Linked DNA regions of Homo sapiens: region 1 is linked to region 2. Evidence: read pairs that join two places in POLR2A ChIA-PET (ENCODE). Cell type or tissue: K562. All regions are shown on one strand. Each heading gives the region's core, and the rest is flanking DNA. Links, peaks and the distances in the headings are about the cores only. Region 1 overlaps DSG2 (desmoglein 2). Region 2 overlaps RNF138 (ring finger protein 138).

Region 1 (16,160 bases), core at 2,631-10,630, 590 kb before region 2:
TCTCAAAAAAAAAACTCCCTATGATCCTTATACTCTAAAATTCTAATAAATTTAACTTACAAATACACTGAGTTGTATATTACAGAATATTATCAATAACAAGTTGAAGCCGGGCATGGTAGCTCATGCCTTAATCCTAGCACTTTGGGAGGGTGAGGCGGGTGGATCACTTGAGGTCAGGAGTTTGAGACCAGCCTGGCCAACATGGTGAAACTCCATCTCTACTATAAATACAAAAATTAGCTGGGCATGGTGGTGGGCACCTGTAATCCCAGCTACTCAGGAGGCTGAGGCAGGTGAACCTGGGAGGCAGAGGTTGCAGTGAGCCAAGATGGCAGCACAGCACTCCAGCCTGGGCAACAGAACGAGACTCCATTTCAAAAAATAAGAAGAAGAAGAAGAAGTGTAAGAGTGCTAATGTTCCTTGATCTTAGAAGGTGCATGCTGAAGAATGTCGTGCTATCTGTAACTTACCTTGAAATAGTTAAGAAACTTTAAAAAAAAGAAAAAGTGGGTATATAGAGGGCAAAGAAAGCATTGTTGCAAAATGTAAACAGTTAGTAAGGGTTTGTTAATATTCACTAAAATATTCTTTCAACTTTTCTGTAGGTTTGAATTTTTTTTCCATTTTGAATGTATATAGTGTTGAGAACAAAAAAAGAAGGGACTAGAGAAAACAAGATCAGCCCATCATTGAAAATGATTAACGCTGAGGATGGGTACCATGGGGGTTATGCTCTTCTCTTTATTACTATGTTTGAAAAATTGCCTTAATGAAGTTTTTTTTTAAAGAAATGGTAAAATAAAGGTCATTCAGTAGAAATGTTAACTCACCACTTGTTTGTCACTGTATTCCCAGTGTATAGAACAGTTCCTAGCTTTCCTAGACCCACACACATTGGTTACAGCTAATCATCATGAAAGTAGGTGTCCAGGTCTGAACCTTTGCTATTTAAACTGCATATTCAGGGCCTATAGACAAATTTTAATGAGCACACTTCAATAAGTGAAGGAAGAACAAAGTACCTAATTGGAGTTAAATACAATCAGCAATGAAAGAACATTTGTGGAATTTAATGTTGCCTCATCCTTGGTAATCGTTCGTTTTTATTTCCTTCTGCCTCCCAACCTTGTAGGTACCAGTGTGCTGCTGCAACAAAGTGAGAAAAAGCTTGGGAGAAGTGAAATTCAGTTCCTGATTTCAGACAATCAGGGTTTTAGTTGTCCTGAAAAGCAGGTCCTTACACTCACAGTTTGTGAGTGTCTGCATGGCAGCGGCTGCAGGGAAGCACAGCATGACTCCTATGTGGGCCTGGGACCCGCAGCAATTGCGCTCATGATTTTGGCCTTTCTGCTCCTGCTATGTAAGTCTTTAAAAGCCACTCTGTTGTGCTTTTGGGAATCTGAGTGCACTCCTGGAGATGTGTTACTATGGTAGTCATTGATTTCTTCACAGTTATTCTTTAACCACACTAGAGCACTTTGAGGGTGAATAGGGAAACAACTGATGATTGGCAAATCACCAAAGCATAATATAAGACTCTTCAGAATTTTGTTTTATAAATGTATATCCTTTTCTGGTTTCAGTAACTTAGGAACTATTGGCATAAACTTCACTGGTATTCCCATTTTGATGAGCTCTGTGAGGGCAGCATGCTGTCTGTTCTCTTCACTGCTGTATTCCCAGTGTGTGGAACAGAGCCTTGCATGTAGTAAGCGCTCAAAAAAGATGTGTTGCATGACTTTGGGTTATGGGCACAAGGTTTTTTACAAACCCAGTTTATTCCAATCAATCCTGCTTTGTACATTCAACTTATCAGAGCTCCGCCTCCCTGATATTCCCCGCTTGCCTTGTTTCTTCGTCAGCACCAAAAGTAGGCAGACCCTCTGAGCACTTCCTGTCCTTCCTGACCGTAAGATGTTCTCAACCAGTCCTGCCTGCCCTACCCACGCTCCAAAGACCTCGGGTTTCCTTTTATAAAAGAACAAGGGACTGCATCCTGAGGTCACATGAAATATCACTCTACTTGACCACTGAATATGGACAGAGGGCCGCCTCCAAGGCAGCCTAGGCTAGTGCAGTGACAGAGGAGAGGTCTGTTAGACAAGGGGTCCCCAACCCCCAGGCTACAGACCAGCACCTGTCCATGGCCTGTTAGGAACCAGGCCGCACAGCAGGAGGTGAGTGGTGGAAGAGTGAGTGAAGCTTCATCTGTATTTACAGCCACTCCCCATCACTCGTGTTACCACCTGAGCTCTACCTCCTGTTAGACCAGTGCTGGCATTCGATTCTTATAGGAGCTCAAACTCTATCGTGAACTACTCATGCCAAGAGATCCAGGTTGCGTGCTCCTTATGAGAATCTAATGCCTGATGACCTGTCACTGTCTCCCATCACCCCCAGATGGGACCATCTAGTTGCAGAAAAATAAGTTCAGGGCTCCCACTGATTCTACATTATGGTGAGTTGTATAATTATTTCATTATATATTACAATGTAATAATAATAGAAATAAAGTACACAATAAATGTAATGCACTTGAGTCATCCCAAAACCAACCCCCCTACCCCTAACTTCCCTGTGGAAAAACTGTCTTCCATGAAACCAGTCCCTGGTGTCAAAAAGGTTGGGGACTGCTGTATTAGAGCCATTGGTAGATGTGCAATTGAAAGCACAGCACTCAACAGTCTGCAGTGTACTTTTATACCATCATCTCCATGCTATGGCTACATATACAGATACATAACGGTAAATGACTTGTCTCAGCTTACCAAGTTTGTAGGTAGGTACTGGAGCTGGGACTGTATCTTTTGCTCAGGGATTCCTTGCACTGCTTTCTCATCTCAGATTCCCTGGAGCCTAATGTGGTACTTGGCACATAATAGACACTTGATGAATGTTTGTTAAAATTGTTGAATTGCCACTGGCTGATTTCAGTCTTCTTATTAATCGTAGTAGCTGTAGTTAATGTGCTGTTGACTGTTTGACATAAAAACGAATCTAGGCAGTAGCCAGTTCATCATTGGAAGCTGCCAAATGGGAGTGGCAGATGGGCATGCAGGTGTGTTTAATTCTTTACTACATTGATCAAGGGGTCAGCCTTGGTCTTTGCTTCCTCCTAGGGGTAAAATAAAATCTAAGAAGAGGGCTCTGAAATTGTTATATGTTTCACTTTATTATTTCTAATTACTGTTTTCAATAGTACATATATTTTTGCAACAGTGATTTTTTTTTAATTGGACCATAGTTTTAAAAAAATTAATCTTTAAGCTGGTTTTGATGATTTGGATACTATCTGAACCTAGTCTTGGTATTCCACTCAGCAGCCACAGACAGCCTCTTTTTGATGAACAAGGCCTTGAATCTGTAAGACTCCCTCATCCTGCCTTCGGGTTTTGGAGTAATTCACCCAAAACAAGCTTGGTAAGGTTGGATCAGGGTGAAGAAAAGAAAAATAGAGCTGTAAATAAGTGAAGACAAGTCCAGGAAGGGACATGCAAATTCCAAAATTGTGCAATATAAATTTAGAAATATATCAAGGTTAACCTTATCTGTGTTCAATTTTGTGTCTGTACAGTGGTACCACTTTTACTGCTGATGTGCCATTGCGGAAAGGGCGCCAAAGGCTTTACCCCCATACCTGGCACCATAGAGATGCTGCATCCTTGGAATAATGAAGGAGCACCACCTGAAGACAAGGTCAGTGGATCAGATGTCAATATGACTTGTCTTCTTCTTGGGTTTTAAAGGGGCCTAGGGAAGTGTTTCTTACATGTTTGGTTGAGTGAGTAAAGTGATCACTATGGATTTCACTCATGTGCCTTTGTTAAGCAAAGAGTTCAAATGACAGCATATTTTGTGTTTGTTGCTGGGGCAGAATTGAGATAGTTTTACTCTGTTTTGACACTTCCCATGTTGTAGAGAATGTAGAGCAAGGTTCAGGAAGAGCAAGAGTGTGTAGGAATCTAAGTCTTTTGTCCTAACATTAAATGGGCAGTTTTCATAACCAGGAACTGCTTCATTTCCATTTCCCTCAATACATAGGGTTTGCAGAGGTAAGCCCACAACCCCCATGACACTTGTAAAATGTTGCAAAACCCCATTTCCCAACTACATCATAGCCATATCCCTTTGTCTCTCTGTTGCACCTTCACCCTGGACCTCTCACCACCATCTGTTATGAGCACCATTTCTAATAGGATAGGATTTAGCATCAGGTGGCAGAGAACTCAGAATAACAGTGGCTTAATCCTAAAATGGGCATTCCAAGATCAACATGATGATTCATCCGCAGCATGGTCCCCAGTTCCCTCTTCCTTGTTTTTCTTCCATGGTTGAGTTCCATTCCCACACTGTCCTCATGTCCTAGTTCTAGCTACCTAGCTGCCGTCCCCACATTCTAACCAGCACATGGGAGAAAAGTGAAGAACCCTCTTTAAGCACACTTCCCGGAACTTGTGTACACCATTTCTGCTTCATTCACATTGACCACAGTTTAGTCAGGTGGCTATACCTAGTGGCATCAGAGGCTTAGAAATATAGTCTTTATTTTGGGTGGCCATGGATCCAGGTCAAAACAAAGTTAAGAATTCTGTAACTATAGAAGAAGGTATCAAACTGTAGAGGGAGGTTGAAATGCCATTGGTCGCATAGAGTAAAGGAGCTGAGACTGTTTGGGCTTTGTTTTCTCTTTGGGTTCTATCCACCTATAAAACAAGAAGAGAGAAGAAAGGAGATCTTCATAAGACTTACATAAGTTATTCAACTCAAAATACTTTTTCTAACTGGCCTCAGTGGAAATAGCTTATACCTTCCTATGCCCACTTGACTCAGATCCTTCTACCAAGGATGAAGGATTCCCTCCATCCTCCTGACTCAGTTCTCAGCTGTGTTTGCTCTCACAGGTGGTGCCATCATTTCTGCCAGTGGATCAAGGGGGCAGTCTAGTAGGAAGAAATGGAGTAGGAGGTATGGCCAAGGAAGCCACGATGAAAGGAAGTAGCTCTGCTTCCATTGTCAAAGGGCAACATGAGATGTCCGAGATGGATGGAAGGTGGGAAGAACACAGAAGCCTGCTTTCTGGTAGAGCTACCCAGTTTACAGGGGCCACAGGCGCTATCATGACCACTGAAACCACGAAGACCGCAAGGGCCACAGGGGCTTCCAGAGACATGGCCGGAGCTCAGGCAGCTGCTGTTGCACTGAACGAAGAATTCTTAAGAAATTATTTCACTGATGTAAGGATGAGTTTTATGTATTGGTGGTGGGGGGTGGGGGGAACATTTGTATGTGAATGTGATATTATTAGGGTAATCATTGCCTTGGATCCAAATGAGACTTTGGGTTTTTTTTTTTTTTCTTTTTTCAGGGAATACTTATAGGCAATAAGGAAAGAGAAATGGGACCCACAGAATCAGTCGGTGTTAGCTAAATTATGCTGCAGTAACCATGATCTTAGTTCTCACACAGGCATATTTCTCACTTACAGTTATGTTTTTGCCAGTCAGTCAGCTCTGCTTTCCTTCATGATGTCTTCATATCAAGATGCACACTGAGAGAGCAGATTGTACCTGGGAAGCTGCCGTCCTTGTGACCCAAAGAAAAGAACAAGGCAGAACCAGGCAATGGCTCTCAAAGCCTCCACCTTTTTACACCACATTTCATTGACCAAAGCAAGTCATATGACCAAGACAGATGTCAGTGGGTCGGAAAGTTGCATCCCTCTGCAGGAGCAGGCTTGGTAGGGATGAGCTCCGTAGGAGAGGCAGAGGATATATAACCTAAAAAACACAATCTATTAAGTCCATTTAAATTTTACCTTCTGTATGAGAGTACTTGGCTTTGCTATTATGAGGGTCCACCAAAAAATGATGAGAAAAGTTCCAGGAAGATGATCAGATGCAATAAGGAAGCTCATGCTAGAATTGAGGAATTAGAAGCAGAACTGAAAATAAAAGTATAATGTAGAGGTCAGGCACAATGGCTCATGCCTGTGATCCCAGCACTCTGGGAGGTCAAGGCAGGCAGATCACTTGAGCCCAGAAGTTCAAGACCAGCTTGGGCAATATGTTAAAACCCTATCTCTCCAAAAATACAAAAAATTAGCTGGGCATGCTGGCACACACCTGTAGTCCCAGCTACTCAGAAGGCTGAGGTAGGGGGATCACTTGAGCCTGGAAAGCCAAGGATGCAGTGAGCTGTGATCATACCACTGCACTCCAGCCTGGGCAACAGAGTGAAACTCTGTCTAAAAAAAAAAAAAAAAAAAAGTATAACATAGAGATAAAGTATACTTCAGAACAAGGAATATTACCAGGAATAATGAGGGATAGTTCATAATGAAAAATGAGTCAGTTCATCAGGAGGCCTGAAACTCCTAAATATGTCAGAACCTAATAACAGAAATTTTTAAAACTTAAAGCAAAAACAACTGAAAGAGAAACAGACAAATTCATAATGATAGTTGGAGAGTTCAACCTGATCTATCAGTAAATGAAAGAACAAGTGACAGAATCAGTAAGCATATAGAAAACTTAGTACTGTGAACCAAATGGATCTAGTTGATACTGACAGAACACTCTATGCAACAGAAGCAGAATACACATGCTTTTTCATATAGACTGTATTCTAGAACATTAAATAAATGTAAATAACTTTTAAAGAACTGCAGTCATACAATGTACTTTGATGAAAAAAAAATTAAAACCAGAGATCAGTAACAAAGAGATATATAAAATATACTCAAATATTTATAAATACACATGACTGCAAATTAAATTATACTTCATGAAAATTTGTGGGGTACTACTAAAGTGATGCTTGAAGGGAAATTGTAGCAAAAATGGCTATATTAGAAGATGGTTCTCAAATCAGTGACCTAAGCTTCCACCCTCAGAAGTTAGAAGAGCAAATTAAACCCAAAACAAGCAGAAATAAGATAATGATGAATTTTAGAGCAGAAATCAATGAAATATTTAGCAAAAAGTAATAAGAAAAAAAATTGAAGCCACAAGCTTATTATTTAAAGAGGTCAATAAAATTGATAAACATTTTACCAGACTAATTAGGATATTAAGAGATTAAGCACAAACTATGGATGTTAGAAATAAAATAAAGAACTTTACTACAGATCTTACAGACATAGTAAGAATAATTTTTTAAAAAGTAGGACTGGGTGGTTTTCTTGAGAACAAGGCCCTGTGCTCCCATGAGAATGGACAGAGTTGGAATATAAGGCATCTGAAGGGCCCTAGAGAGGAGTAAGGGGAGGGGCTTCCATTGAGGAAAGCAAGTTACTTCTGTCCCCCTCTTCTAAATTTGCAAATTATTAGCGTGCTTTCCCACTTTCTGCTCCTTTTTAACCTCCCATCTTTCATACCATCCTTCACCCACCTTCAAGTATTAGCTTAACAGGGATGTGGGTGGTGTCAAGCAAAACCATTTCTTGGCCTTTCCTGTCTCACTGCTAAGCTCAATTCTAGCGTCCTGTTTGTTTTCTTTTGGTAAGTTTTCCCTCTCTCCACTCTAATCCTGCTCCAGTCATTCTTGGTTATGTATGTGTGTACTAACTTTTGATTTGGAAGTAATTTCAAAGTTATCAGAAAATTTGCAAGAATAATAGAAATTTTGAACCCAATAAACATTTTGCCACATTTGCTATTTGCTTTTCCATTTTCTCTGTCTCTCTCTCACTGACACACATTCACACACATTCTCTTACATTACTATAGTACAGTTAACAAATGTAGAACTTTAATATTGACATAGTCCATATTTCAGTTTAGCCAACTATCACACTATCTTTTACAGCAATTTTGTTTTTCTCAGGATCCTGCATTCCATTTAGTTGTCCTGACACTTTAGTCTCCTTTAATCTGAAACAGTCCCCTCTGCCTTTCTATTTTTTCCCTGATATTAATTTTTTTTAAGAATACAGTCCAGTTGTGTCGTAGGATCTCTCTCAATTTGTGTTTCCCTGATGGTTCCTTGTAATTAAATTCACATTACTGCATTTTGAACAGGAATATAGAGTCTTGTTTTAAAATGAATTTATATTGCTAATTATTTGTCTGTTTTGTGTTTGTTTTGTTTTGTTTTCATTTTAGAAAGCGGCCTCTTACACTGAGGAAGATGAAAATCACACAGCCAAAGATTGCCTTCTGGTTTATTCTCAGGAAGAAACTGAATCGCTGAATGCTTCTATTGGTTGTTGCAGTTTTATTGAAGGAGAGCTAGATGACCGCTTCTTAGATGATTTGGGACTTAAATTCAAGACACTAGCTGAAGTTTGCCTGGGTCAAAAAATAGATATAAATAAGGAAATTGAGCAGAGACAAAAACCTGCCACAGAAACAAGTATGAACACAGCTTCACATTCACTCTGTGAGCAAACTATGGTTAATTCAGAGAATACCTACTCCTCTGGCAGTAGCTTCCCAGTTCCAAAATCTTTGCAAGAAGCCAATGCAGAGAAAGTAACTCAGGAAATAGTCACTGAAAGATCTGTGTCTTCTAGGCAGGCGCAAAAGGTAGCTACACCTCTTCCTGACCCAATGGCTTCTAGAAATGTGATAGCAACAGAAACTTCCTATGTCACAGGGTCCACTATGCCACCAACCACTGTGATCCTGGGTCCTAGCCAGCCACAGAGCCTTATTGTGACAGAGAGGGTGTATGCTCCAGCTTCTACCTTGGTAGATCAGCCTTATGCTAATGAAGGTACAGTTGTGGTCACTGAAAGAGTAATACAGCCTCATGGGGGTGGATCGAATCCTCTGGAAGGCACTCAGCATCTTCAAGATGTACCTTACGTCATGGTGAGGGAAAGAGAGAGCTTCCTTGCCCCCAGCTCAGGTGTGCAGCCTACTCTGGCCATGCCTAATATAGCAGTAGGACAGAATGTGACAGTGACAGAAAGAGTTCTAGCACCTGCTTCCACTCTGCAATCCAGTTACCAGATTCCCACTGAAAATTCTATGACGGCTAGGAACACCACGGTGTCTGGAGCTGGAGTCCCTGGCCCTCTGCCAGATTTTGGTTTAGAGGAATCTGGTCATTCTAATTCTACCATAACCACATCTTCCACCAGAGTTACCAAGCATAGCACTGTACAGCATTCTTACTCCTAAACAGCAGTCAGCCACAAACTGACCCAGAGTTTAATTAGCAGTGACTAATTTCATGTTTCCAATGTACCTGATTTTTCATGAGCCTTACAGACACACAGAGACACATACACATTGATCTTAAAATTTTTCTCAGTCACTGATATGCAAAGGACCACACTGTCTCTGCTTCCAGGAGTATTTTAGAAATGTTCCACAATTTACTGAAGACATAGAGATGATGCTGCTGCTTAGGTGCCTTTTAGCAAGCTATGCAAACAATCCTGATAAAACAAGATACATAGAGAGTCAATCTGGCTTCTGAGAATTTACCAAGTGAACAGAGTACCTAGTTCATCAGCCGTCCAGTAAAGCAACCCAGGAAACTGACTGGGTCTCTTTGCCTACCGTATTAACATTAAACATTGATGTTCTGTATTCTGTACTTTACTGCACCCAGCAGACTTTCAACAACTCATTGATCCAAAGATACATGCACAGTCTGAGCACCAGCTATGGTGCTCATAACTTCTTTAAGACTTGAACCCTTTCAATCTGTGTGATTCATTAAATTGGACCATTGATGATAAGAATACACATTGTATGTTTCTGTGCACATGACAGTGTGTGTGTGTGCACGTACATACTGTATAGTCTTAAAAATAGCATTATACTGGCCAGGGGTGGTGGCTAACGCCTGTAATCCCAGCACTTTGGGAGGCCGAGGCGGGTGGATCAACTGTGGTCAGGAGTTTGAGATCAGCCAGGCCAACCTGGTGAAACCCCGTCTCTACTAAAAATACAAAAATTAGCTGGGCGTGATGGTGGGCGCCTGTAATCCCAGCTACTTGGGAGGCTGAGGCAGGAGAATCACTTGAACCCGGGAGGCGGAGGTTGCAGTGAGCCGAGATCGCACCATTGCACTCCAGTCTGGGCAACAGAGTGAGATTCCGTCTCAAAAAAAAAAAGAAAAGGAAAAAAAAATAGCATTATACCTCTTCCTTGTCTCAACCGCCATGAAAATTCTGAACACTCCAAATTCAGTTGAATAATCCAAAACAAAATTTATAAGTATAAAATAATTTTACTTCTTATAGTAATAGTATACTTTAAAAAGCCTCAGGGTATATTATCTTCTAAACAGCTACAATTCAGTGCAGCTACATTAACCAACTATGTTCTCTAGTTGAGAACAACTAGGCCTATTTCACTGCTGTGTAGCCTCAGTGCCTAACATGGGTGCCAAATAAATATTCGTAGAATTACACTGAATTGTAAAAACCATTCGTTTTTGTTTACAATTGCCAAAAATCTCAAAAGGCCCTGTATTTATGTAATTCTTTGAAATTATTATTTTATTTTGATTTCTCAGTTATTGACTGGCTGGGTGTGACTTAGTACATAAGTACTCAATATTATAAAAACCTCAAATAATTGACTTGATTTTACACAACATCCTTCCCTTTTCTACAAGTTAATTTTTTTACAAATCATTTGGGTTATCTCCTAAATAGGTTATATTTTATTGCTTCTAGAAACAATGTTTCAAAATATATGTGCATTATCAGTAATAATTTGTATAAATATTTCCCACAACAATTTTCATAATTTTCAAAGACTAATTTCTTGACTGAAGATATTTTGCTAGGGAAGTGAAACTTTAAAATTTTGTAGATTTTAAAAAATATTGTTGAATGGTGTCATGCAAAGGATTTATATAGTGTGCTCCCACTAACTGTACAGATCAGGACACATATTTTTAGACATCTAAGTCTGTAGCTTAAATGGAGGTTACTCTTCCATCATCTAGAATTGTTTACTTAGTAATTGTTGTTTCTTTTATTATTATAGACTTACTATCAGTTTTATTTTGCCAAGTATGCAACAGGTATATCACTAGTATATGAAAATGTAAATATCACTTGTGTACTCAAACAAAAGTTGGTCTTAAGCTTCCACCTTGAGCAGCCTTGGAAACCTAACCTGCCTCTTTTAGCATAATCACATTTTCTAAATGATTTTCTTTGTTCCTGAAAAAGTGATTTGTATTAGTTTTACATTTGTTTTTTGGAAGATTATATTTGTATATGTATCATCATAAAATATTTAAATAAAAAGTATCTTTAGAGTGACCCTTTCCCCATAGATTTTTATTTCTCTATTATATTTTACAAGGAATATAACTCAGTTTGTTAGGGAGAGTGCCTTAAAGGCAGGTGTTTCTTGGACTTTGTTATTTAATTAGATCTGCTTGCAATAAAAAAAGTTGTCGGTTATCTAAAATTCAAATTTATCGGGGTACTTGGCATTTTCATTGTCCAACTCTGGCAACCTTGTTCCTAAGGAAGTGAAGGTTGCTCTCTGCCCAGAGTAACACTGGAGAAATCTGTTGGGTCTGGCAGAAGAAGGCTAGTATATCTAACCCAAAGAGATGAAATCATTCTACCAATGTTTGAGAGGCTGTTTTAATTGCTTGTTATAGTTTAGAAGGGAAAAGATCAGAGTTGCTGCTATAAGAGAAGAAAAACAAATTTTCTTCTAGGTCCCCAGCTGGGGCTCTGTAACAAAACACAGATTAACAAGAGAAAAACAAACATTAGTCTGTTAACATGTGTATCTCATGCATGCTTTGGAGTAACTGGAATGAGCAGCTCAAAGGGGTGGTTAGAACTTGGGTGTAAAATGTTAAAAGAAGAGCTTTAAACAAATTAAATCTAACAGTTTACTTAAGCAAAGAAAGGTTCACAAAATTGGGCTGCCCTGGAACTAGAAAAGGTTCGGAGAACTCTATTCTACAATAATGAGCAGGCCGTATTCATAGACAGAAAATGGAAGTGAGGTAGGGAAGCTGCTTGATTGGTTACAGCTGAGCCTTTGCCTTATTTGGAGGTGGGCTGATCAGTTGGCAGCCAGTGACTGGCTGAAACTCAGCTGCTGTGATTGATTGACGCTCAGCTATGTATTACAAAAATATACTCCTAAATTAGGCTTTCAGTTCATTTATGTACCAAGCTAGGCTGCAGTTCGTCATGTGGGGACTCAAGGTATGGAGGCAGCCTCAGGCCCAGTTTAATTTAATAATATACCAACTTGGGCTAAAACATAGGAAAGGGGATTAGGGGCTTCTGGGCAGGGGAAACAAGTTATGGGAAGGTGACCAGGAAAAGTCTGGTAAGCTTGAGTAAGATTTGTCATGCAGATTTAAATTAATCTCTTTGTCACTTATAGTCATCCCGTGTTTCCGGTACGGAGGGAGACAGCCTTACAAATGGACATTTCCCTTATAAATGTAAATCCCTTTACAAAAGGTAAACTTACGTTCTGTCTTCAGAGTTTCTCCTGCGTCTGCTATTTCTCAAAATAATCAGCTCAAAATAATCCTTATACTAAAAACGTATTTTGGGGGCTGTAGCATATTCTAGTCGACACTGCCGGTAAACTGGAATGTCTCATGAATGAAGATTTCACGACAATGGCACATCAGAACATCCTAAAGCATGAAGACTGGTTTATTCCTGCGTGACTTCAGTTCCCACTCCCAGTGGCACATGGAGCTAATTCTGGTTGATCTCTGCAGACCATATTCCAATCACCACCACATCAAAATGTCTACAGTAGGACGTTGCTAACCAAATATCACCTAAAAATGAGACATTTCAGATCATTAAATCTGACTTTCTTAAAGGACCAAAATTTATTAGTTTCATTATGTTTTATTTTAATCCTCTATATCATTCCCAATTACTTTGTCTACTGTTTCCATTAATTACTAAGAGGTTGAAGTCTCCCAAGTGTGGCTTTGCTTATTTCCCCCTTTAATTCTTTCTATTTTTGTTTCCTGTGTTTTGAAACTTTTTGCCTGTGTTATTAGGTACAAGTACATTTAGGATTACTGTGTTCCTGAAGAACTGATCTTTTTATCATTATGAAATGCCTCTCTTCATCTCTGTTTATAACTGCTAATTACCTTTAGCCTAAAGCTGCCTCCTTACATTCTTTTCCTTTTTTTTTTTTTTTTTTTTTGAGACGGAGTTTCAAGTGAGTGAAATGGCGCAAACTCGGCTCACCACAACCTCCGCCTCCCAGGTTCAAATGATTCTCCTGCCTCACCCTCCCAAGTAGCTGGGGTTACAGGCATGCGCCACCACGCCCAGCTAATTTTGTATTTTTAATAGAGACGGGGTTTCTCCATATTGGTCAGGCAGGTCTCAAACTCCCGACCTCGGGTGATCCGCCTGCCTTGGCCTCCCAAAGTGCTGGGATTACAGGCGTGAATTACCACACCTGGCCCTTGTTACATATTTTAAGTTTGGCCTGAAGGTTTCTCCATACTTAGTGAACTATAACCTAACTGGATGTGTAAACAGACTGTAACCTACTCTTGTCTGAGGCAATCACGGCCGCAATACTTCAACCACTCACAGGCAGCCAACTGTTCAAACTGCATTCAAATAAGGCAAACCCTGAGCTGTAACCAGTCCTGCTATTCTGTACCTCACTTCCTTTTTCTATCCATAAATCCTCTCTGACCACGTGGCAGCACCAGCGTGGCTCTGAATCTACTCCGGTTTAGGTACTGCCCAATTTGCAAATTATTCTTTGCTCAATTAAAGTTTGTAAAATTTGTTTATATATTTATTTATTTTATTATTTTGGAGATGGAGTCTCACTCTGTCACCCAGGCTGGAGCGCAGTGGCAGAATCTCCGCTCACTGCAACCTCCGCCTCCCAGGGTCAAGTGATTCTCCTCAGCCTCCTGAGTAGCTGGGCTGGGATTACAGGTGTACGCCACCACACCAGGCTAATTTTTGCATTTTTTTTTTTTTTTTTTTTTTTAGTAGAGATGGGGTTTCCCCATGTTGCCCAGGCTGGTCTCGAACTCCTGGCCTCAAGTGATCCACCAGCCTCAGCCTCCTAAACTGCTGGGATTACAGGCGTGAGCCACCACACCCAGCCAACTTTGTAAAATTTAATTTGCCTGAAGTTTTTCTTCTAACACATTCTTTGTCTTGAAATCTACCTTGCCTAACATTAATACAGCCATACCAGCCTTCTTATGGTTAGTGCTTCCGTGGTATATCTTTTTGATCCTTTTGCTTGACACCTGTCTGTGCCTTTATAGTACATTTATTGTAAACAATATACAGGTAGGTCTTGGCTTTTCCCATTTTGACAATTTCTGACTTTTATCAGAAGGTTTTACAACAATTATTTATATGGATAAGTTTAAGCTTCCATCTTTGTATTTGTTTTATCTTTGTCCACCTGGGTTTTCTGTTGGTTTTTTGGTTTTCTCCACTCTTGTTTCCTGACTTCTTTTGTGTACTGCATGCTTTAGGATTCCACTGTAGCACCTCTGTTGACCTTTCACCTACACCCGCTTGTGTTTACTTTTTAATTGGTTGCTCTTACTGAGGAAATATAACTAACAACAAAATTTCCTCTCAACCTAAAAAACCTTTCCACAAAGTAAAGGAGAAAGAAAACAGTGTCATCATTGAATAAGCATTAAACCCTGAAGGTGAGGCACATCACAGGTAGCTCCTAAAGAAACTGCGGGCCGGGCACAGGGGCTCACGCCTGTAATCCCAGCACTTTGGGAAGCCGAGGCGGGCAGATCACAAGGTCAGGAGATCAAGACCATCCTGGCTAACATGGTGAAACCCCGTCTCTACTAAAAATACAAAAAATTAGCCGGGCATGGTGGCGGGCACCTGTAGTCCCAGCTACTCGGGAGAATTGCTTGAACCTGGGAGGCAGAGCTTGCAGTGAGCCGAGAGCACACCACTGCACTCCAGCCTGGACAACAGTGCGAGACTCTGTCTAAAAAAAAAAAAGAGAGAGAGAGAAAAGAAACCACAGGCTGGGCACAGTGGCTCATGCTTTTAATCCCAACAGTTTGGGAGGCCAAGGCGGGCGGATCACCTGAGGTCAGGAGTTCGAGACCAGTCTGACCAGAGAAACCCCATCTCTACTAAAAATAAAAAACTTAGCTGGGCAGATGGCAGGTGCCTGTAATCCCAACTACTCAGGAGGCCGAGGCAGGAGAATCGCTTGAACCGGGAGGTGGAGTTTGCGGTGAACTGAGATCGCGCCATTGCACTCCAGCCTGGCAATAAGAGTGAAACTCCATCTCACAAAAGAAGAAAAAAAAGAAATTGCAAAGACAAAAAGTTCTTGCTTTTTATGCAGCCATTTAGAACATACCTGTTCACAAGATAAACTATAGCTTGTCCTCAAGTCAGAGGATTTGACAGCACCGTTTGTCATACATAGCTCATCTTAAACTCACCTAGTAATTGAGGGGGCTATTGTGTTTGCTAATTGCCTTTATTCAAAGAAATAATAAAACTTCTTAGATCTCTCTGATAGGTAGCTAGTTATAATTTGGAGCGAGCACCCATGGAGATGGGAAGATAGGGAGGCTAGCTTCCTTGATGTTAACATTTCAAAAAGATAGCCCCAGGTCCTTCAGAAGGACATCCCTGGTTATAAAGCTGGCAAAGGAGATAGAGAAAGAAGTAACAACTGCAAGTTTTTTAAACTAAATACTCTAAGAAAAGAGAGATGAGAGATGGCAAGGGAAAGTTTTCCTTGTTTGCACTAGGGAAAATTCAGTTTTTTTCCCATTTAGATTTGTACTTACATTCTAGGGCTATGCTCTACGTGGCAAGCGGCTACCAATTGGACAGCACAAATCTAGAACATTTCTATCATTGTGTAAAGATTTGGGGGGAACTTCAGAGTGAAACCACCTTTGCAAAAATTATAACAATGAGAAAATTACAACATGAAAGAGATCTGATCTAACCAACCCCTATCTTGCCTTTAACCTCCAAACTGCCTTTGGTCTTTCCTGGGCTTAGGCTAAGCTAACTTTGGGAGAAATTTAGGTTATAGTTTACATGAGAAGAACCTTTCCCTAAAACTAAAGCACCTTTATAAAACTAATGAAAGCCCACCAGGTTAGGAGGATGAAAGGGGCTTCTAGTCTGCTAAGGTGTAGGAGTAAACAATTACCATCCATTATTCGGGAAGTGACAAAATTTGCAACT
Region 2 (16,160 bases), core at 3,535-11,534:
TCAGTTTAGAAATTTATTCAAAGCTAAAGATGTATATATACATATACTTTTGTGTGTATATATACACATATGTGTGTATGCAGTTTGTCAGGTTATATATAGAATTTCTATTAAGGATTTTTTAAATGGACAAGCAATAGGGGGTTGAAGTGTTTATCTGATTTGTTTAAAATTTTGTATATCACCAAATTTTTAAAAAGTGATAGTCACAGTGCTAAGTTATCTAGTTGGCTACTATTACACCTTAAAAATTGAGTTTACACACACACAATTACCTGTTTATATGGTGCTCATTTGTTATTCTCAAATATAATGTGTGACCGTGATATAGTGAGAAAGATTCTACCAACCACTGTTTCACTACTTTTTAGTTAAAATTGGGTATGTTCTTAATATTCATTAGTGAGAATCACAAAGTATTTTGTAGAAGGCCCAAATCACAGAATAAAGGACTAAGAGTGGATTTGCTGACATTCCATACTAATATACATTGTTTATGCTTTCTTTAAAATAACTAGAAGAACATAAAAGAAAGAGAATCTCAGAAGTAGTTTGCTGCTAATATATACATATATTGTATAAAAAGGTATATTTTGGTTTTGTTAAAACCCTTGTTGACTTTTCTACACTGAACATTTTTTTTAACTTGATTTAATAAAAATGTTAATTTTGGAAGTGCAGTTTTGTAAAAACCTTTTTCAGTCAAACAGTAAAGACTTTATTTATGGATTGTAATAACAACCACAAGAAAAGCCATACATCTTAATGAACATACGCCTTTGTTCTGTCATTTTAAAGAGTGGTGTTTACTATGTGTGTGCTTGAGCATTTTCTTTCAGTTACATGGGTGTAATTTAAAAAACAGCTCCTTTTTAAGACTTTTGACCATAGTGTTTTCCAGTTTAAAGCAATAACTTTCATAGTTTCTTTCAAAGTTTAATACATCCAATATGTCAAGTTAAACCATTCTGGGATTTGCAAAGTTTAATACATCCAATATGTCAAGTTAAACCATTCTGGGATTTGCAAAGTTTAATACATCCAATATGTCAAGTTAAACCATTCTGGGATTTGGGAACTTCTTTAAAGGAAAATTGTAGTAGAGGTCATCTTGATGGAATTGTGTTTTAAAGTTTTGTGAATGAGTTAAATATCATTGATAGTCTTGTGTGTCTCACATATCAGCTTTTTCATAAGGAAAATACTTTATTTGCTTTTATCTGAGAATTTCTCAGTATGAAAATGATTGTTTAAAATTTCCCCTCTTTTTGTCAGTGCATTGGGAATAGGGATAGACTTTACAGATTTATGGAAATTAAATTTATGGGGAAAAGTTTATTTTTAATATTACTTATAGCTGAGTCAGAATTAAAGGAGGGAATTGTATTGATACTCCAATACCTAAATTTCACAATACCACTTAGGAAAGCTATTTCAACAAATTACAGTTTTATTGTTAAAACAGAGTCTTATTTGAGATGTATTGCTTTATTTTTCAATTAAAAGTGGTTTTCTCCTACTTGTGTGTCTAATTAAAATTTGTCTGGAGGCAAACATTTAACTCTCATAATTCACACTGAAAGACGTAGGAGATAACCCATTATTTTGCACTTAAAAAAGTGGATAAGAAAAAGCTACCACATGCTGGTGCTATATGTCAGATTTAACTTTATAAACCTATTTATTTTTATCCATTTCAAATGTTAATCACCTTATAAAGCAATTTTATGAAGTGTCTGCGGAGCAAGATTTTCAAGCCCTGTTAGCAGCTAGGCAGAAAGCTTATTTGCTTAATAAACACTTTTATATGGAGATAGATAGTACTTTTAAGTAAGATACCAGGGTTATAAGACTATGTTGCCAAATACAATGTCATATACCTTGTATGGGTTGCTTGGTAAGTATTAATTATGATCTTCAATACATCATAACTTCTACAGAAACCCCTTAACAGCTGCTACTCAAACCCCTTGTAGAAGCGTGACTTTTTAGCATACTATGTAGAAAAGGTGTGACCCAGAAAACATGTAAATACAGATACTATAAAACTCAGACATATAAGTAAAGCACTCATTCCATGATATCACTTAGTGTGTAACATAATTATCTGTGCGGTACAGTTTTGAAAAAAGATGGGGAAGGGAGGTGAGTTAAAGGGGGATACAAGAATCTCAGGAAAACGGGTGTCACAGCCTGTCTCCCTGCTTCAATAGCAGTGGTCCAGTCCTGGGATTGAGAAAGATGACATACACTGCATTCTTCTCCCAATATGAGTAAAATGGGTGTATTCCATTATGTACTTTACTGACAAACAATTTAAACTGTATTGTATGATGTCCTATATAACGAATTCTCCCAGCCTGGGCAACATATATCCCCATCTCTGCAAGTAATCAAAAAATTGGCCGGGTGTGGTGGTGTGCACCTGTAGTCCCAACTACTCAGAAGGCTGAGGTGGGAGGATGGCTTGAGCTGGGGAGGTTGTGGCTTCAGTGAGCCGTTACTGTGCCACTGCACTCCAGCCTGGATGACAGAGCAAGACCCTGTCTCAACAAAAAACAGGAATTTTTTTTTTTTTTTTGAGACGGAGTTCTCTCGTTGCCCAGGCTGGAGTGCAATGGCATGATCTAGGCTCACTGCAACCTCCGCCTCCCAGGTTCAAGCGATTCTCCTATCTTAGCTGGGATTACAGGCACACGCCACCGTGCCCAGCTAATTTTTTGTATTTAGTAGAGACAGGGTTTCACTATGTTGGTCAGGCTGGTCTTGAACTCCTGACCTCAGCCTCCCAAAGTGCTGGGATTACAGGTGTGAGCCACCATGCCCGGCCAAAAAACAGGAATTCTTAAGATTGTAATAGTGAAAGACATCCTGCAGAATTTAAGGACAAGCAAGGCAGGGGAATAAATATGGAAGACTGGTAAGCAGATGAGTCACAGCCGTTTGGTGGAGGATATGGAGAGGAAGAAAATAGGATGTGAGGGAGATTTCGTATTAGTCTAAGTGGGCAATAATGGCACATGATACTGAAAGTGCACAAAGTGAACAATAACCTGAAGTAATCCATGCTCAAGTCAAGAAAAAAAAATTGCTAGAATCTCCTAAGTCTTTTTGTTTCTACTTCCAGTCACAACTAAGTATTATCACGACATAACTTCTAATACCATAAATGGGTTTGTGTTAAGTGGAAGCACACAGTAAATATTATTTTATATTTGGCTTTTATAACATTGAGATTTTTCTGTTTTTTTCTTGCATTTACAGCAGCAGTGACTTGTCCTTTGTCCAGAACAGAAAAGCTTAGTCTTCTAAAGTTATATTTTAGTATTTGTAAAAGTTGTGTTAAATGTATTACAAGTGATTCTTTTATGTATGCTGGTACCTGGGGATGCCAAATGTAGGTAAAAACAAAACAGGCTGGTCTTCCCCTCATAACTGAGGAAGGAAGTGAAGAGTCTAGCCAAATGGCCTTCCGCTGCTCTTACCTGACTTTCCATGAGCTGTGTATGGGATGTTCTATCTTTTTTTTTGGGACAGTGTCTCACTCTTACCCAGGCTAGAGTGCAGTGGTGCAATCTCTGCTTACTGCAACCTCCATCTCCCAGGTTCAAACGATTCTCCTGCCTCGGCCTCCTGAGTAGCTAGGATTACAGGCGTGCGCCTCCATGCTCAGCTAATTTTTATACTTTTAGTAGAGATGGGTTTCACCACGTTGTCCAGGCTGGTCTCAAACTCCTGGCCCTAAGTGATCCGCCCACCTCAGCCTTCCACAGTGCTGGGATTACAGGTGTGCGCCACCGCGCAGGGCCTGGATGCTCTTTTATCTTTTGGGGGGATGGAGTCTCGCCCTGTCACCCAGGCTGGAGTGCGGCGGCCTGACTTCGGCTCACTTCAACCCCTCCCAGGTTCAAGCGATTCTCCTGCCTCAGCCTCCCGAGTAGCTGGGATTACAGGCATGCGCCACCACACCCAGCTAATTTTTATATTTTAGTAGAGACAGGGTTTCGCCATCTTGGCCAGGCTGGTCTCAAACTCCTGACCTCAGGTGATCCGCCCACCTCAGACTCCCAAAGTACTGAGATTACAGGCGTGAGCCACCGTGCCCTACCTCGGCCTGGATGTTTTCTTTTCAAGGCATTTTTGTAGGTACAGAATTTTATTTTTCTATTTTATTTTTTTGTTAGGCTCCCTCAAATCATGGGAAATAGGAGATTTTAATGAGTATTTAAGGACAATATTTTCTGGGATAGGATCTGAAGCCACCAATAGAAACAAAAGCGGTTGCAGCAGATACAGAAGGGTGTTGGGTAGATCTTTGCCAGAAGACCAAGCATTTAAAACAACTGAGCCTACTTTCTTGGACCAGACAACCTGTTTTTGATGATTCTGCTGGTTGCTACTTGTGTAGTTTGGACACATTTCGTAGCCCTTTTTACCTCTATGGTTTGTGAGGATTGAATTAGTTAATATTACAAAGAGCTTGGAACAGAGCATGTTAACGTTTATTGTTACTGTGTATCCAATACAAGTCAACCTATTGTATTTATATCTGTCAGGTCCTACTTTAGTCTAAAATCCTGTCAAGACAGTCTGGATTTTTTTTCCCCCTTAAGGATATAGAGTCTAAAGGGTTACTAGTCTTTATTTGCTGGCCTCAACTGTTTGTATTTTTTGTAGAGAGAGGATTTCGCCATGTTGCCCAGGTGGGTCTCAAACTCCTGAGTTCAAGTGATCCTCCTGCTTTGGCCTCAAGGCCTCGATCCCTTGAACCTAAACTCCTTGTCTCAAGGGATCTTCAGCCTCATGAGTAGCTGAGACTGCAGGTGTGCGTCATACCTGGCTTGCTAGCCTCAACTTTTGTGGGAAGATCTGAGACACTGTTTTTGTTTCCAAGAAGTACAAATACCCCACACATGAGGAATTCTGAATAAAACATATCTTAAAATAATTGCGCCGTTGTACTCCAGCCTGGGCAACAAGAGCAAGACTCCTCAAAAAAAAAAAAAAAAAAAAAAAAAAAAAAAAAAGAAAAAATAATAAAGAACAATCAGCTGATGATCATACTTCTCAGTCGAATGTATACCTAGGATGTATGATGAGAAATTTACTTAACCCACCCATTTTTAAACATGTTTGGTTCTTTAATAATTAGAATGAAACTATTGTCTCTAGGAAAAAAATTATTTTGCAACATTAGCAAATCACTTGACTAGCTTACATATGATTATCTAGGTTATTTGGTAGTATCAAAGGGTGTAAAATAGTTTTTCTGAGCTTTTTGAAAATTTTATGAGTAATGGTTGAGAATACTACTCTATACCAACTGTTTCTGTTTCCAGATAGAATTGATATATCACAACAGCATTTTCTGTGTTTATGAAGTAATTTTAGGTTTACTTAGACTCACACTTTTCAAACTTCTTGCCTCAGGAGCCCTTTACCCTTAGAAATTATTGAGAACCCAAAAGCAGTTTTGTTTTTGTGAATATAGTCATGCGCCACATAACGACATTTTGGTCGTTGATGGGCCACATATGCAATGGTGGTCCCTTAAGATTATAATACTGTATTTTCACTGTACCTTCTCTATGTTTAGATATGTTTTCTATGTTTAGATATGTTTAGATAAACTGTGTTATAGTTCCTTACAGTATTCAGTATAGTAACATGCCATACAGTTCTGTAGCCTAGGAGCAATAGGCCACACCATATAACCCAGGTATGTAGTAGGCTTATATCATCTAGGTTTGTGTAAATATACTCTGTGATGTTCACACAATGAGGAAATCACCTAATGGTACGTTTCTCAGAACATATTCCTGTCATCAAGCAATGCATGACTGTATTTATCACATGTTTGTCACATAGGAAACTGATAAAGTGGACCAGGCCCAGTGGCTAATGGCTGTAATCTCGGCACTTTAGGAGGCAAGGTAAGAGTATCCCTTGAGGCCAGGGGTTCAAGAGCAGCCTGGGCAACACAATGAGACCCTGTCTCTTGAAAAAAAAAAAAAAAAAGGGGGAATTGACAAAGTGAAAACATTAACATTTAAAATAATAAGCTCATTACATTATCATTAACATTTGTAATGGAAAATAACTTGCAAAAATATTCAGCAGATCTCTCAAATATCTAGGTTAATGGAAGACAGCTAGATTGTTCATATTGTTCATATATGCATCAGCATTCAACCTATTGTGGGTTATTTTGCTTAAAGGATATGAAGATAATCTAGTCTCATACAGATAATGTTGTTGGAAAAGGGAGGAATATTTTAATAGCCTTTTAAAAAAGATAACTGAGTTCCAGTAAGGTGGCTCATACCTGTAATCTCAGCACTTTGGGAGGCCGAGGCGAGCGGATGGCTTGAGCTCAGGACTTTGAGACCAGTCTGGGCAATGTGATAAAACCCTGTCTCTACAAAAAAAAAATACAAAAATTAAATGAGTGTGGTGGCATGTGCCTGTAGTCCCCGCTACCCACAGCAGCTGAAGTGGCAGGTTCTCTTGAGCCCAGGGAGGTTGAGGTTGAGATTGCAGTGAGCCATGATTGTGCCACTACACTCCAGCCTGGGTGACAGAGCAAAACTCAGTTTCAAAAAAAAAAAAAAAAAAAAGTTGGCTGGGTATTCTTACATACTGCATCAAAACAAAAACAACAAATAGTAACTTTTTTTTTTTTTTTTTTGAGATGTAGTTTCGCTCTTGTTGCCCAGGCTGGAGTGCAATGGCACAATCTCAGCTCATTGCAACCTCCGCCTCAACCTCCACCTCCCAGGTTCAAGCAATTCTCCTGCCTCAGCCTCCCGAACAAATAGTAAATTCTTAAAAGTTAGTTGTAATCCGAACCACATCAAACTTTTTGTACACTTAACAGGAAAATCCATAGATCTATCCTGTATTTGAATGGACCTTTTACCTGCACATGATTGCATAGCATTATGTGATGGTCAGTCCAAAAGATGGTGCACTGAGTTATGGAGATCTATCAAATATTTACTCACTTTTTGTACTGTAGCAATTATATTAATATCACCATGGATCTCATCAAGTCTTTAAAAATTGGGAAGCCAGGAAGCTTACAAAACTCCGATTTTTGCTTAAAACCTCAAATTTTATCTTTGACAAAAAATGGTTGTTACCTTGAAGTGACATGCTGATTTTCTCCCTCCAAATACCCACATATAAATATTTTGCCAGTCACTCTTTTAAGTAAAAGTGGCCATGCCATGAAAAAAAAAAAGTTGGTTGAGGTCATAACTCAATATAATTTGCACAAATATATTTCCTTGAGACAACCATTGTACCTCCTTATGCAGGAAATGTACTTTATGTGTCTTCCCCCTTTTGTTATCCAGAATATTAAAAAAGGCTTCTACTTAAGAGTCAAAATTTTTTTAGTTTTTTTTTTTTTTTTTTTTTTTTTTTAAGACAGCATCTTACTCTGTCACCCAGGGTGGAGTGCGGTGGCATGATCTCAGCTCACTGCAACCTCCACCTCCTGGGTTCAAGTGATTCTCGTGCCTCAGCCTCTGGAATAGCTGGGATTACAGGCACAAATCACATGGTTATAAGTATTTTTTTTCTATTTTAGCCATTCAAATAGATATATAATGACATTTCATTGTGGTTTAATTTTTTATTCAGTAATAGCTAATGGTATTTGACATCTTTTAGTGTGTTACTGGCCATCTCTCTTTAGTGAAATGTCCTTTTATATCTTCTTATCATTTGCCCATTTTCTAACTGGATTATTTGTTTTTCTACTGCATATTTTCTCCCCATCTGTATCTGTTGTTTCCTTATTCTTATAGGGACATAAGGGATATAAAAGATGTCAAATGCCATGATCTATTACAGAATAAAAATTTAAACCACAAATGAAATGTCATTATATACCTATTTGAATGTTTAAAATAGAAAAAATGTTCATAATACTAAATGCTGGCAAGGATGCGGAGAAACTGGGTCTCTCATATACTGGATCTCTCATCTTACAGGGAAGAAGGAAATAACAGATACACATGGGGAGAAAATATATAAGTTTTTGATAAATTAAAAACTTTAAGAGAACAAAGTTTTTAATATTCATGAAATCCAATTAATTGATTTTAACTTTTATGGATTATACTTTTGGTATCATACCTAAAAATTCTTTACCTAGTCCTATGTCCTGCAGATTTTTTTCTGTTTTCTTCTAAAATTCTTTATAATTTTATGCTTTACATTTAAATCTACTCCATTTAGAGTTGATGTTTATATAAATGGTATGGTTTAGGCTGACATTATCTTGTTATTGCTTATCGTTCTCCAATTAATCCAGCACCATTTGTTGAAAACACTATCCATCCTGCATTGAGTTTGCTGTTGCAACTTTGTAAAAAATCATTTGAGCATACATATGTGAGTTTCTTTTGGGGTTCTCTGTTCTGTTCCATTGATCTATGTGTCTTATCACTCTGTCACAGGGTGAACCACAAAGCTGGGGCTTAGCCCAGAAGGCCAGGCAGGTTCTTTGCTTTGCACAGGAAAGAATTCAAGAGTGAGCTGACAGAGTAAAGTGAAAGCAAGTTTATTAAAAAGTAAAGGAATAAAAGGGTGACTACCCCATAGGCAGAGTAGCAGTGTGGGCTGCTTGACTGGCTATACTTATGGTTATTTCTGGATTATATGCTAAGCAAGGGATGGATTATTCATGAATTTTCCAGGAAAGGGGTGAGGAGTTCCTGGAACTGAGGGTTTGTCCCCCTTTTAGAGCATGTAGGGTAACTTCTGGATGTAGCCATGGCATTTATAAACAGTCATGGCACTAATGGGAGTTTACTTTAGTATGCTAATGTATTATAATTAACATATTAGGAGCAGTGAGGATAGCCAGAGGTTGCTTTGGTCACCATCTTGGTTTTGACAGCTTTTGACTGGCTTCTTTATTGCATCCTGGGTTTTTTTTATTTTTATTTTTTTCTGTAATACCAAAGTGTTGGGATTATAGTGTGAGCCACTGTGCCCAGCCGCAAATTTTCTTTCTTTCTTTTTTTTTTTTTTTTTGAGACAGAGTCTCGCTCTGTCGCCCAGGCTGGAGTGCAGTGGCACGACCTCCGCTCACAGCAAGCTCTGCCTCCCGGTTCGCGCCATTCTCCTGCCTCAGCCTCCCGAGTAGCTGGGACTACAGGTGCCCGCCACCATGCCCAGCTAACTTTTTGTATTTTTAGTAGAGACGGGGTTTCACCGTGTTAGCCAGGATGGTCTCAATCTCCTGACCCATGATCCGCCTGCCTCAGCCTCCCAAAGTGCTGGGATTACAGGCGTGAGCCACCACGCCTGGCTACCCAGCCACAAATTTTCTTAAAGTTCAGATTTATTTCAAAAGAAATAAATGCGTGAACATTTTTTAAAAAGTACTTTTATTAAGGAAAGAAGCTTAAATTATGTCTTTTGAAATGTAAACCATGTCCTCAACTGACAAGCAGCAAACTGCAGCAGATTATGAAGAAGATTAAGTGGAGCAGAGATGATAGTTTAGCAAAAAAACACCAAAAAAAAAAAATAATAGTTAATTCTGTGGAACTAGTGCCATGGAGCTGAGAGGAGGACTTTCTGAGCTAGTAGGCTTTTACAGAGTGTTTTCAGGCTGTGGCATTGAGAGGTGACAGCGTGCTGGCAGTCCTTACAGCCCTTGCTCGCTCTGGGCGCCTCCTCTGCCTGGGCTCCCACTTTGGCGGCACTTGAGGAGTCCTTCAGCCCACCGCTGCACTGTGGGAGCCCCTTTCTGAGCTGGCCAAGGCCGGAGCCGGCTCCCTCAGCTTGCGGGGAGGTGTGAAAGGAGAGGCGTGGGCGGGAACCGGGGCTGTGAGCGGTGCTTGCGGGCCAGCGTGAGTTCCGGGTGGGCGTGGGCTTGGCAGACCCCGCGCTCGGAGCGGCCAACCGGCCCCACTGGCCCCGGGCAGTGAGGTGCTTAGCACCTGGGCCAGCAGCTGCTGTGCTCAATTTCTCGCCAGGCCTTGGCTGCCTTCCCACAGGGCAGGGCTGGGGACCTGCAGCCTGCCATGCCTGAGCCTCCCACCCTCTCCGTGGGCTCCTGTGCGGCCCAAGCCTCCCCAATGAACCCTGCCCCCTGCTCCACGGCACCCAGTCCCATCGACCACTCAAGGGCTGAGGAGTGCGGGCGCATAGCACGGGACTGGCAGGCAGCTCCACCTGCAGGCCCCTGCGGGATCCACTGGGTGAAGCCAGCTGGGCTCCTGAGTCTGGTGGGGACCTGGAGAACCTTTATGTCTATCTCAGGGATTGTAAACACACCAATCAGCACCCTGTGTCTAGCTCAGGGATTGTAAATACACCAATCGGCACTCTGTATCTAGCTCAAGGTTTGCAAACACCAATCAGCATCCTGCGTCTAGCTCAGGGTTTGTGAATGCACCAATCGACACTCTGTATCTAGCTAATCTAGTGGGGACGTGGAGAACCTTTGTGGCTAGCTCAGGGATTGTAAACGCACCAATCAGCACCCTGTCAAAACAGACCACTTGGCTCTACCAATCAGCAGGATGTGGGTGGGGCCAGATAAGAGAATAAAAGCAGGCTGCCCCAGCCAGCAGTGGCAACCCGCTGGGGTCCCTTTCCACAATGTGCAAGCTTTGTTCTTTCGTTCTTTGCAATAAATCTTGCTACTGCTCACTCTTTTGGTCCACACTGCTTTTATGAGCTGTAACACCGCGAAGGTCTGCAGCTTCACTCCAGAAGCCAGCAAGACCACGAACCCACCAGAAGGAAGAAACTCCGAACACATCCGAACATCAGAAAGAACAAACTCCAGACGCGCCACCTTAAGAGCTGTAACACTCACTGCGAGGGTCCGCAGCTTCATTCTTGAAGTCAGTGAGACCAAGAACCCACCAATTCCTGACACAGCATGATAACATTCCATCCAAGTGATTGCCATAAAACGACTTCATAATTCTATAGTCTAGTCTTACCAAAAACAAATGACATAAAATTCTGTCGTTTTATAACGTAACTTTGAATGCATGAGTCTCTTACAATATCAGCAAAATTTTACTTCATTTCAAGGTAACATCCTCATTTGCTTTGATCATTCCTCATGGCCTGGTTTTAGGATCACTTCTCTTCCTGGTTTCCATTGTCTGGCCTCAGTTCAGTTTTGTCAACGCCCTAAATTGTTGGCTTCTTAATTGCAGTCCAGTGCTTTAAATTGTTTTCCCATCAAAGCAAAATAATTTGGTACCATTATGTGCATTGTATTAGAAACCACATTTTAATCAAAATTGCTCAAGACTACATGACCACTGATGGCAGTTTATGTCTATCATAATCCCTAAAATGTTTTTCATAATTTAGGACATTACTTTAAAGACTATTAAATTTCATTGTTTTTAGTTTTGGCTATGGGTCTCACCTATAAGATGTTTTGAGTTTTTATTTTGGCACTCAACATATTAGCTACCACTCCCAGATTCATGTGCAGACTAATAAGCAAGGCCTTCACTTTATTGCACAGGACCAAGGTGAGCCCAGGAACAAATCATTAAAGGCTATTTTAGACTGACATTCATCTATTAATCAATAATCTTTGAGTGTAGTTATTAAACTATTACTTTAATATTTATGCTTAAATGTTCTAGTCTCCAGCCCTTGCATAGCATATTGTTTGCAATGATAACAATTCTTAATCTTCTGGCCCATTAAATGTGTTAAAATGTGAAATGTATTTAGTTTGATTTGACTTAGTGAATACACCTTGAGTCCTTTAATTACTATTTCATTTTCTAATTGCTTACAAGTCAGATACTCTAGAATTTTGTCGAACAACATGATTCTCACTGGTAATTGCCAGAGCATGCATTCTTTTTCTTTAGAAAGATAGGTTGGCTGGGCGCAGTGGCTCACACTTGTAATCCCAGTACTTTGAGAGGCTGAGGCAAGTGGATTGCTTGCATCCAGAAATTCGAGACCAGCCTGGGCAACACCAGCCTGGGCAACACGGTGAAACCCTGTCTCTACAAAATGTTTAAATATATATATCACTAAAAGGTGACCACATGTAAAATGTTGTATATGTTTCACTGGTGATAGGTGTATTATTGCAAAAAAGCTGGAAGTTTTTGTTTCCCCCTCTTGTTATTTGGGCCATGAATGTTGGGGGACATTTCTAATAAAAGTATCTCTTTCAACAAAAAATCAGGAGCAGTTTGATCCAGATAGGGTTTCTTAAGTACTGACTGGCTGGGGCTTATCAAGGGCCTATGATATCATGAGTATGAGACTCCTCAGTACAAATATGTCTAAATTGAAGTGAAGATTCTGTTTGCAGCCTTATTTCTTTCATATTTCTCATAAATACCCTGCTGCTTATTTTGTAATATGAGCTAATATCACGATAAGGAAGCAAGTTGAGGCCAGCTGCAGTGGCTCATGCTTGTAATCCTAGCGTTTTGGGAGGCCGAGGTGAGCAGATCACTTCAGCCTGGGGGTTCGAGACCAGCCTGGGTAACAAAGTGAGACTCCATCTCTACAAGAAGCCCAAAAATTACCCGGGTGTGGTGGCGAGTGCCTATGAACCCAGCTACACAAGGAGGCTTAGGGAAGAAGATTGTTTAAGCCCAGGAGGTTGAGGCTGCAGTGAGCCAAGATCACACCATTGTACTCCAGTCTGGGTGACAGAGCAAGACCCTATCTCAAAAAAAAAAAAAAAAAAAAAAAGCAGCAGCAGCAAGTTGATGTGAGGCTTGTGAAATTTATAACATAGGAAAGAATGTATTTATTTATTATTATTATTTTTTGAGACAGAGTCTCGCTCTGTCACCCAGGCTGGAGTGCAGTGGTGCGATCTTGGCTCACTGCAACCTCTACCTTCCAGGCTCAGGCAATTCTCCTGCCTCAGCCTCCTAAGTAGCTGGGATTACAGGTGTGTGCCACCATGGCTGGCTAATTTTTGTAATTTTAGTAGAGACGGGGTTTCACCATGTTGGTCAGGCTGGTCTTGAACTCCTGACCTCAGATGGTCTGCCCACCTTGGCCTCCCAAAGTGCTGGGATTACAGGCGTGAGCCACCGCACCTGTCTGAATGTTGGTTTGTTTGCTTATTTATTTATTTTGAGATGGAGTTTTGCTCTTGTTGCCCAGGCTGGAGTGCAGTGGCATGATCCCGGCTCACTGCAACCTCCACCTCCCAGGTTCAAGTGCTTCTCACCTCAGCCTCCCAAGTAGTTGGGATTACAGGCGCCTGCCACCACACCCGGCTAATTTTTGTGTGTGTGTGTGTGTTTTTTTTTTTTTTTTTTTTTTTTTTTTTTTTTTTTTAGTAGAGACAGGGTTTCACCATGTTGGTCAAGATGGTCTTGAACTCCTGACCTCAGGTGATCCACCTGCCTCAGCCTCCCAAAGTGCTGGGATTATAGGCGTGAGCCACCGTGCCCGGCCAATGTCACGAATTTTAAAGTGACTATTTTCATCATCATCATAGTTTGATATTCAATCCACCTTGAGTATGTGGCAGGGCTGGTCTGTATATCTTGGGTTGTCTGTGAGCCCAGGTTCAGAAAACAAAATCCTGAGATAAATCCAGAGGCCAGTGATGGTGTGACCAGTTCAAATGCACTGAGCCAAGAGGGAAGATGAAACTACAGTGAACTGGATGGGGGATGGAGACGCAAGTCAACAGAAACAGACACAGAGCAGGAAAAGAGGAGACGAAGTATGAGTATGCTGTGGTTTGGGTTTGGTTCAGGCAACTCTTAGCATGAATAGATCTTGGAAGACAGGTATCCCTTCTGTTCTTTTCAGGCTACCCACAGGTTGGATGTGAAGATTTAATGAGGAAGGTTTTCAGCAGTTTTTGTCATTGTCATGAGGTTTTCACTCTCATCCTTATACTAGGATGAAATTTATCTGGACCTAGAGATATGAATTCATCTGAAGCAGCAAGTTACTTTTATTCCTGTATCTTGAGCTTCAATTCACTATTAACTATGTTATGCCACTCTTCCTTAGAAAAGATGCAAACTAAGGTTTGTAGCCTGAGAACCTTAATGCTGAAAAGCCCCTTATTTCCTAGGCGGGGTTCTCATAGCTAGTTAGTACTTGTTTTACTGTACTACTCAGTATTGGGTTGAAATACTGCTTTCTCTTGGCCTAATGTGGCATCCTTCTCTCCTGGTTCTCCTCACATTCCTCTCTACTTCTTCTTTGCTGGTTCACCTCCTAAGATTGGGCATGTAAATGTCAGAGTTCTTTAGGGCTCAGTACTGTCTCTCCTCTTTTACTTTATCTCAAGGTCAAGCATTTTCATCCGTCATTGTGCATCAGTGATCACATTCATCCAAGCGTCAAGTTACCATCTTTATGGTAACCAGTCTCAAATTTTCATCCGCATCTGTCCTCTGCATATCCACCTATTTGTTCAGCAGCACCAACGATCACACAGGTGTCTCAAACTCATAACAGCTAAGACCAAACTTATCTTCTCTTCACATCTGGTCTTCATATTCTGAAACTCAGTAACAGTAGTATGTTTCAGCACTTGCTGAAGCCAAAAGCCTAGGAGTCATCCTTGTCACTTCTGTTTTCCATATATTACACATCTAATTCATTAATGAGTCCTGTTGATTTTATTTCTTAAGTCTCTTTTGTCTTTCTTCCTATTCACTGTCATTCCACTACCCAAAGATATCATCCCTACTTCTGGACTGCGATCAGTATGCCTGAATAGGCTTGTGTTCTCTTTAGTATATATCATCAAATTTCTTACGATTGTTTTGGTTAAAATCATCCAATGATTTCCATTGTTCTCAAGAGAAAAAGAAACAAATGCTCTTAATTTGGCCAACAAACCTACAGGGTCTGCATCTTACATAACATTCCCAGCCTCATTTATCATCACTCTTCATACTAGAGACACGGGCGCTATTAGCCATAGATTCTGTTCCTCAAAGTTGCTATGCCCATTCCCACCAGAGGGTCTCCATACATGCTGCTTTCTCAACATAGAACACCACCCTCACCCTCCCTTCTCCATCTAGCTGTAATCTGTTCGTCTGAAAGCTCAGTTCTCACCTTACTTGCTCAAGGCAGTCTTGATGACCCAGCTCTCTTCTGGTCCTGCTGTACCCTCCCATAGCACCTGTTCTGCTTCCTAGCATTTAACCCAGTTACAATTAAATTAAATAACTTCTTGCCAGTCTCCCCCAGAATGTAAGCTCCATGAGGACACAGCAGCAATGGACTATTCAGTGGGGGAGGCATAGCAATGCCCAATACACAGTAGGAATCAACTGTGATTCTGCATCGTCAATTGTCAGAATCTATATCCCCACCTCTGATGAGGCCTTCCTGTAACGCCCTGGAGGTCCATAGTTTGGAAGTGTTGGAGAATTAACCAATCTCTTTTATCAACACTCCCCTCCATCAACCCTCAATCAATGCCCAATGGAAGTTGATGTATAAACATCCTACCTCTCTGGCCCCTTTTGTGGAACAACTCTGAGGTCTGTATTTTACTGTTTCCCTGTCTCATTTTCCCCTCCTCTACAGGTGTTGGTCCTCTTTCTTTCTTTCTTTCTTTCTTTCTTTCTTTCTTTCTTTCTTTCTTTCTTTCTTTCTTTCTTTCTTTCTTTCTTTCTTTCTTTCTTTCTTTCCTTCCTTCCTTCCTTCCTTCCTTCCTTCCTTCCTTTCTTTCTTTCTTTCTTTCCTTTCTTTCTTTCTCTCTCTCTCTCTTTTGTTTTTTTACAGGATCTTGCTCTGTTGCCAGGCTGGAGTACAGTGGCATGATCATAGCTCACTCTAGCCTCAATTTCCCAGCCTCAAGTGATCCTCTCACCTCAGCTTCCTGAGTAGCTGGGACTACAGGTGCTTGTCAGCACGTCTGGATAATTTTTGTATTTTTCTGTAGAGGCAGGGCCTCACTTTATTGCCCGGGCTGGTCTCCAACTTCTGGGCTCAAGTGATCCTCCCACCTTGGCCTCCCAAAGTGCTGGGATAACAGGTTTTTTTCTCTTTCCTTCCCTCCCTCCCTTCCTTCCTCTCTCTCTCTCTTCCTTCTTTCTTTCCTTTTTTTTCCCTCTCTCAGTCTTTCTCTCACTCTCTCTCAAAGTCTTGCTCTGTCACCCAGGCTGGAGTGCAGTGGCATGATCATGGCTCACAGC

Evidence for each region. ChIA-PET counts read pairs that join two places held together with the same protein. Peaks named below come from ENCODE experiments on the same cell type or tissue, not always from the same donor. Only the 100,000 strongest peaks of a DNase experiment are listed, where the experiment ranks them.
Region 1: POLR2A ChIA-PET joins it to region 2 with 5 read pairs; 2 of 35 experiments call an interaction of 5 or more read pairs at or near these places.

The regions. Positions count from the first base shown.
Region 1 is chr18:31,537,615-31,553,774 of GRCh38, forward strand. It overlaps DSG2 (desmoglein 2), which reads left to right. Exons shown (of 15, transcript NM_001943.5): 12 at 1,137-1,364; 13 at 3,579-3,700; 14 at 4,906-5,238; 15 at 8,107-11,394. The coding sequence ends at 9,129. It overlaps DSG2-AS1 (DSG2 antisense RNA 1), which reads right to left. Exons shown (of 6, transcript NR_045216.1): 3 at 12,424-12,745; 4 at 8,122-8,292; 5 at 5,488-5,781; 6 at 4,532-4,707. Among named protein-coding and RNA genes, the nearest start is that of DSG2-AS1, 11 kb to the right of the region's middle. In K562, for the core only: no CTCF peak of the experiment used is centred there; no DNase peak of the experiment used is centred there.
Region 2 is chr18:32,130,043-32,146,202 of GRCh38, forward strand. It overlaps RNF138 (ring finger protein 138), which reads left to right. Exons shown (of 8, transcript NM_016271.5): 8 at 1-1,519. Among named protein-coding and RNA genes, the nearest start is that of RNF138, 46 kb to the left of the region's middle. RefSeq lists silencers at 2,010-2,210, 2,980-3,180, 4,770-4,970, 7,180-7,380. In K562, for the core only: no CTCF peak of the experiment used is centred there; a DNase peak (open chromatin) is centred at 8,479.